Linked DNA regions of Homo sapiens: all the other regions are linked to region 2. A link is an interaction called in ENCODE POLR2A ChIA-PET data of the cell type or tissue named here. Cell type or tissue: MCF 10A. All regions are shown on one strand.

What was found. Peaks named below come from ENCODE experiments on the same cell type or tissue, not always from the same donor. Only the 100,000 strongest peaks of a DNase experiment are listed, where the experiment ranks them.
Region 1: POLR2A ChIA-PET joins it to region 2 with 23 read pairs; 7 of 35 experiments call an interaction of 5 or more read pairs at or near these places.
Region 3: POLR2A ChIA-PET joins it to region 2 with 12 read pairs; 5 of 35 experiments call an interaction of 5 or more read pairs at or near these places.

Annotation. Positions count from the first base shown.
Region 1 is chr16:14,306,310-14,308,809 of GRCh38, forward strand. The region is part of intron 1 of MIR193BHG (MIR193b-365a host gene); the gene reads left to right. Among named protein-coding and RNA genes, the nearest start is that of MIR365A, 1.7 kb to the right of the region's middle. RefSeq lists enhancers at 161-846, 847-1,531, 2,327-2,376. In MCF 10A, no CTCF peak of the experiment used is centred here; a DNase peak (open chromatin) is centred at 1,532.
Region 2 is chr16:14,500,413-14,502,912 of GRCh38, forward strand. The region is part of intron 21 of PARN (poly(A)-specific ribonuclease); the gene reads right to left. Among named protein-coding and RNA genes, the nearest start is that of LINC03107, 73 kb to the left of the region's middle. RefSeq lists enhancers at 1,140-1,434, 1,160-1,454. In MCF 10A, no CTCF peak of the experiment used is centred here; a DNase peak (open chromatin) is centred at 1,289.
Region 3 is chr16:14,562,375-14,564,874 of GRCh38, forward strand. The region is part of intron 18 of PARN (poly(A)-specific ribonuclease); the gene reads right to left. Among named protein-coding and RNA genes, the nearest start is that of PARN, 67 kb to the right of the region's middle. In MCF 10A, a CTCF peak has its summit at 957; a DNase peak (open chromatin) is centred at 957.

The DNA.
Region 1 (2,500 bases), 190 kb before region 2:
TCCTTTAATTTTGATTGTGGAGCAAATACAGCTATTTTAGCCATGAGGATAAAAATGAGTGCAGTGAAAAGTTAAGGCAAACTTGGTACTTAAAATCACTCACCAGAATAAAGTGCGTGTACAAACAAAACATTGCTGATCAGTTACTTTAAGCAGGCATTTTCTTTCTCGCCTGAGCACCCCAAACACAGAAAAATGTAGAGTTCTTTTTGCTTCTTGTATCTGGAGCAGGTGAAAATAAACCCTGACGCTCACAAACATGATATAAACAACATACTTTTCAGGCCTAGTAGCCAAGCCGACTTTTCAGGGAAAGAGATGGACGTTGAAAGAATTTAGGAGTGGACTTGGGGTTCCCTCCATCACCCCATGCCCAGCTGACCCCTTCTGCCCTTCTCATGACCTCTTTTCAAAGCAGCCAGTGTTCAGATGCTGCCTTTCCAGCGTCCCCAGTTGTAGGGGACATATGCACATATTTACCAAGCTTTAAAATAAGGTTTCTGATTTTATATCATCCGTCTGAGTTTACGGAACCACAAAGCAAACTTCTTTCTCCGTGTCCCTGAAATGCTGCCCCACTGCAGCAAAGGGGACTTCGCCTGGGCAGGGAGAGGAGTTAGTGGCTGGTTGCGCCTAAGGTTAGCTGTGCGGTGTGGTATGACAGTTTTCTCAGAGATGTGCAAAAATCTAGGCTCTCTTGCTGGAATCGTGTGAGATCAGTGCTGGGCCTGTTGGCATTGGCATTTGTGCCCAAGACAGCCCAGACCTCTGCCAGCCGAGGCCCAGATGTGGCCTCAGAGCCACTACTGGTGCCCAGACAAGTCCAGACAGGTGCCTGGGGGTCTTTCCTCCCGAGACGAAGCCTGCAGCAGTTCAGCCAGAAGATGGGGTATTTGGCTCTCAAAGTCAGCCTCCCCAGAGACTCTGCAGGGTTTAATAGCCTGGTGACCCTGTGGGCTCTGGCGAGGGCAGAACCCCACTTTGCTTTCCAAATGCTCAAAGGGGAACAGATGAGGCTATCCCACAGGCTCAGAGCAAATCTGTCCTGTGTGAGTGCAAACGTGGTTCTAGAAGATTCAGAGGCAAAGCTGAGCTTTTGCAGCCCAGCCCCAAGCCCTTGCTCTCGAGCACCAGGGCTGCGATCCTTCGACTTGGGGTGGGCCTAGGAGGCGTAGCTCCCAGCCAGCAAGACAACACATAACACATCTGAGTTACCGTGCATGTGTTTGCTGGTCTCTTCTCCAGCTCCGTGAGGCCTCCCACCTGGGAGCTGAGCCTTTTGCTTTGATCAGGCTGGGAGGAAAACCTAGGCCAGGAAGGGCCGGGCTGCAGGCTGGAAGTGGAAAGAAGTGGGCCAGGTGGACAGAAAAAGGGGCCACCAACTAAGCCACCTTGGGGGTCGGCCCAGAGTGAGAACTGGGCTGGCATTCTGGGTTCAAACACACAAGAAAACTGTCTGCAGCCTCTCTGCCCTGGCACCAACATGTGCCTGCTCCAGGAAGTTGCACCCAGCCCTGAGTCAGCCAAACCCGTGGGACTCCCATTTGGCCCCAGTAACTGGACTCCAGGCTACCAAAGGCCTCGTGGGTTCTCGATCGTATCTTAGAATGGCGTTAAAAGGTCCAGACCCGGCACCTGTAGGCCATGCCGTATTTAGCCCTAGGTTCACCCGGAGAATATTTTAGGTGCTACTTGAAAGAAGAGATCTGGGCCCTAGTTGCCGGCTGTCACATGGCAAGGGTAGAATCGCTCCCTCACAGACCTGGCCGAGATGGCCGGGTGCTCACTGGTACAGGTGCCCAGAGTCCCTGCCAGAGCTTCGGGGCCATGCGACGGGTGCCAAGGAGCCAGCTAGCGACTGGGGCGTCGGTTCTGTGTGGGGATGCCTTTTCACCCCGTTCTCAATCTGAAGGCAGTGAATCCACTTCCATTCACAGAACTCACAGAGGCCTCTCCTCTCTGAGATGGCCCAGTGTGATATCCCAGGCTGCGTAGTAAGCTCCTCCTCTGGTGTCAGCCATGTGGAGGGGTTAACCCTTTCCTGGCTCTGAGGGTGCTGGCTGGCACAGGGGGCACCCACCTGCAGGGCCTCAAAGGTTATATGCCTTGGGGAAGACACCCTGAACTCCTTAGTCCTCAGATCTTAGTGGCTGAACCAAGAGATGGCACCTGGGACCTTAGCAGTAAAACCCGTCCCCTTTTTTTTGAGACAGTGTCTTACTCTGTTGCCCAGGCTGGAGTGCAGTGGTGAGCACAGCTCACTGCAGCCTGAACTTCCTAGGCTCAAGCCTCATCCTCCTGAGTAGCTGGGACTACAAGCACACACCACCACACCTGGCTATTTTTTGCAGAGACTTGGGGGGGGTCTCACTGTGTTGCCCAGGCTGTTCTCAAACTCCTGGCCTCAAGCAGTCCTCCCACTTTGGCCTCCCAAAGTGCAGGGATTACAGGCGTGAGCCCCCACGCCAGCCGGTTTGCCCCTTTTGCACCACCAGCGATA
Region 2 (2,500 bases):
TAAGACAGGGTCTCACTATGTTACCCAGGCTGGAGTGCAGTGGCTATTCACAGGTGTGACCATAGCTCACTGGAGCCTCAAACTCCTGGACTCAAGCAACCCTCCCGAGCAGCCAGGGCTATAGGCACGTGCCACCAAGCCTGCCTACACTTGTGGATTTTATAAAGTACTCTCTACATTTCTTTCCCTAGAAAAAAATATTACCACCCTTTAGATTCTAATTCTAAAGTGCTACATCTAATACCTCTAACATAAGTAAAGTCTCATTTTAAAGCATGTCCAATGAATAAATTTGCTTCTACTGCCTTTGCATATGCTAAGATTTTGATGGAGGAAAAAAAAAGTACCTGAAAGCAGCTTTCATGGAACCCAGCTATAAAGCTCCACAAACCCCATTTTTCCAGTGAGCTCACAGATAGTACCCTGTGCCCTATGTCAGCTTAGGGCAGCAGTTAGAGGCCTTTACCAACAGAAAAGAAAAAGCCTAGCTTGCTTCTAAGGCTACATACATCCAGATCTGTTCCACCAAAATCAAATCTGTGGCAAGGAGGTCCATGGCTACAGATTCTTCTGCTATGAGGCACCCAGGGAAATAGTCCAGAGGTCTGAATTGCAAACAAAATAATTTTAACTAATATAAAAAAGACCATCTGTTCAGTAACTAATTCCCTTGAGGACATGATATGGAAGTCAACTATCCAGCTTCCACCTTTACATAGTATATAAATGAGAAGAGAAAAGCGAGCAGGTTGGGTGCAGTGGCTCACGTCTGTATCTTAACACTTTTGGATTATTTGAGCCTGCCCAGGAGTTAGAGACCAGCCTGGGCAAAACAGTAAAACCCCATCTTTACAAAAAAAAACAAAAAACAAACAAAAAAACAATAATAATAATAATAATAATAATAATAATTAGTCTGGAGTGGTGGTGTGCGCCTATAGTCCCAGCTACTTGGGACGCTGAGGTGGGAGGATCACTTGATTGCGCCACTGCACTCCAGCCTGGGACAAAGCAAGACTGTCCAAAAAAAAAAAAAAAAAAAAAAAAACAGAAAGAAAAAGAGAATGAATGTTAAAATGTAGGCAGAGGCATGAAAAATAGAAAAGAAAGTCAGCTTGCAGAGCCAAGTTTATATCTTACCCCACCCTGATGTGGTTGGCCAACAGCTGATAGAGGGCTTTTCGGTAAAGTAGGTAGAAACAAACCCCACCAACCCTCAGGTTACCAGGCAATGTGCCACCATGTTATTAAAGCCATCATGGTGAGAGTTCCTGGGCAGGCAGCCCGCTGGAATGCTGAGTCATCTGTTCCCCCGCTCACAGCTGGCCCTCCTCCCCAGCACATGCTCTGCCCACAAGCACACTCTTTGGGGAATGCATTAGGAAGCAGCTACCTGAATGTATCCTGAAAATCACAGACAAGGCACTAAACACACACCCATTGGAGCCTGTTCTGTCACAACTCAAGCCAGAGTGCAGGCATAAATCACTGCCGTTTCTGGAAAGAGCACAGGCACACCTTGCACTCAGCTCTCTAGAGGCCTTAGCTAAATGCTGTTTAGATTATTTTTAAAAAATGTGGTTTTGACTGGTTCAGGATTTAAAAGAGTTAACAAACATCATATGAGCAGAAGGCACAATGGAATGAGTGTGTACACTCTGGGGTAGACAGCTCTACTACTGGAAGGCCACATGCCTCTCTGGGCAACTGTTTTCTTATCTTTGAACTGAGATGCTTTCCACAGTTGGCTTCAGGGAAAGCATCTAAGACTGGAGTCACAACAGAGTATTCACGCATGGGGCAAGGGGTGGGGACGCTAAAGCTGAACTTTGCCTTTAGTTAAAATTACCCTTGAAACTTCTTTCTTCACACTGGAGAACATGCGTCTCTCAGTGAAGCCAACACAGCTGGTTTTTCCTCCAGGGTCAGAACACACTACTGTTTCTCCTCTAGGACATCAGAGGAAGACGATGGCTTGCATGTGAGCACCATGTTATTAAACACACATGTACACACATGTGTGAACACACATGGTTTATAACCAGCAGGAAGCTTGCTACAAGAAGAGTGTGAAAGTTGATATTCACAAGGAAGGGGCAGAATCTACATCTCCCATTTCATCTCCAACTCACTGGGATAAGGATAAATACTTTTGCTGAGTGAAGTGACAAGCAAAACCAGTCTCACACCCTAAAAAATAATTAGCCACATCAAGTACATTTGAATTCACACAAGTTTCAAAATGTTATGATGTAACTCTACTTGGTACCTAGCAAATATACGATCTAAGCCTCTGTGCCTGTCCTCTGGTCACATGTACCCAAGCTAGTTCTCTGAAGACAAGGAAGGTGTTTTAGCTATTCTATACCTCCAGTGATATTTCTTCAGGAGAGAACAGCTAATACAGCTACTTCTCTCTGCTTCCGAACAGCCCTGGGCTTGCAATTACTACAAGCCACTGAAGAACCACGGCTTAACTTCTTAGGGCATGGATTTTACC
Region 3 (2,500 bases), 62 kb after region 2:
CTGAGCCTGAGAGGTGGAGGTTGCAGTGAGCCTGGGGGTCAGAGCGGGACTCTGTCTCGAAAAAAAAAAAAAAAAAAACTATGAATAAAAAAAAGAAAAACATAAAACTATTAAATACCAAGGACTACCTCAAAATCCAGAAGGCAGTAACATAAGCCTTCTACCACTCCTTGAAACCAGGAGGCCAAACTGTAGCATGCAACTAGGTTCTCTGCAAGAGATAAATTGGGTGAAATTACTGCTGACAGCTACCACTCTTGTTTTTAAGTAGATTTAAAAAAAAAAAAAAAATTACTCAAACTACTCTCTTGGCAACTCATTAGCAAAAGTCTAACCTGTTTCTGTGAATTGGCCACAAATTAAGCTTTAGCCACTAATGCAGCACTAAAGATTAGCAAACACTTGAGGGAGTAACACACACAATACAAAAGAATCAGACACCTCTAACATTAGCAAAATCCTCCACCCTTACCACAAAGCTTCAGACACAGATTATGTTAAGTACAAGCACAGATCAAAGGTTATTCTATGATGACACAATGGCTTGCCTTGGACTGTGGCTTATCTAAGCCATTCCCTAGTAGTCCGGTGAATATTAAGTGGGTTGCAAAACAATGCTGCTATTAACCCATTTCACGCAGCTATGCTCAAGAAAACGAAGTATGATATTCAAAAATGCATGCAAGCAGTCCTAAAGGTGATTCAGGAATACTTTGGATGGAGACTCAAACCTCTGAGAACTGAAAAGATCATTATAGTTCTTTCAAATTCTACATTACCAAATCTATCTACAAAATCACAGATTTGATTCACAAAGGAAAGGAAATACTTAGTTTTGCTCCTGAGGCAGCAGGCTTTCCAGTCCTAAAACTGATGGCAGAGGAGGAGCGTGAATCAGACAGGCGGCCACTTTAAGAAGCAGTTAGCAAAAAATGGTCACGCCTAGTGTTGGAGCCAGTGCAGTGCAAGGCAAGCATGTACTGACAAGAGCTCCAGCCACGAAGGAAGGTTGTGAGTGTACCATGACAGATCTGGCTGGCAGGCCACTGAAGGCTGTCTACATGATGCTGACCACGAGTTTTAATGTGTTTGAAAATTCCTTTGTGTGTGTGTGTGTGTGTGTGTGTGTGTGTGTGTGTGTGTGTGTGTATATAATTCTTTTAAGTTCTGGGATACATGTGCAGGACACGCAGGTTAAATATGTATCTTTTAAATTGAGACAGGGTCTATGTTGCCCAAGCAAGACTCAAACTCAGTCTCAAGTGATCCTCCCACCTCAGCCTCATAAATGGCTGGAATGACAGGTGCACACCACCGCACCTGGCTTTTTTTTTTTTTTTAGTTATACAATTATATAACTAGTATAATCTCAATCAGCAAATGAGGAACACTGATCTCAATTAGTAAATGAAATAGACACAGAACACAAACTAGCAGGAAATTCTCTAAGAGGACAGCTTTTTTTCTTCTGGGCTGAGGAATTATGAGTGGGATTTTTGTGTTTTAAAAAGAAAAAAAAATTAAGGACAAAAATTCCTAACTAAAGTAACATTTATCATGGCCTGTTCAGCCTCAGTTGATCCTCTCCTGTCTGGAAGTTATCGGTCCCCCTGTACTGAGAATGGGAGGCAGATTCTTCCAAGTTTAGCCACTTGCCCTTGGCCACCATGGAGGCCGACCCTAAGCTTCCCACTACCCGCCCTACACACGCAGGCCCTGTTCTCTCTCTCCCACGTGGCTTTTAACCTGAGCTGTCTCCATAGCCTCCCTGTGAAATGGTAAGCCTAGAGTACCAGCGGGAGCAGCTAGGGACAAGGGTTTTCATCCTAAACCACTAGTCAAAGCCCTTGTGTATATAAGAGAAGCAAGTGTAAGCAAGTGCTCAGGATACAACATCCCAGAAACATTTTTTTATAATACTCAAAGGGCTGATTAACTTATAGCTTCACGTGATGGCGTGGAGCCCTGATACAAAAAATGAGGTTGCTGTCTGAGGAAGAGCTTTGGGTAGAGCGAATTTTCAAGGCAACAGGAACAACACGCAGTGAAGAGAGCCATGTGGCCGGAGATCAAAAGGACAACCTTCCCACGACTGTAGTGCAAAGCAAGCTGCTACCTGGGCATGGGGCTTGCCAGGCACACCTGCTCCCACACACCGTGATCACCATCAGGAAAACGAGTGAATCAGCATCTCAGGGTGAGGCGAGGCCTCAGAGGTGTAGGGACACAGAGGTTTAGTTTGCATAATGACACACACACAGGCCTGGATGATCTAGACAGACTTCTAATGTCATGACATGTGTTAATAAAGAAGAACAGAGTTTATTCTGGTCTCTCTTCCTAGCAAAAGGAAAAACCTCAAGCCCCCAAACTCTTTATCCTTCCTCCTAAGAACTCAGTATTTTCACTCCCCGAGTGAAAAATTTGCATTCGTGTCCATCTGCTTTCTGCTTCTCTCAAGACTACACTTCCGATTTCTCAAAAAAGAGATTTCCAAGTA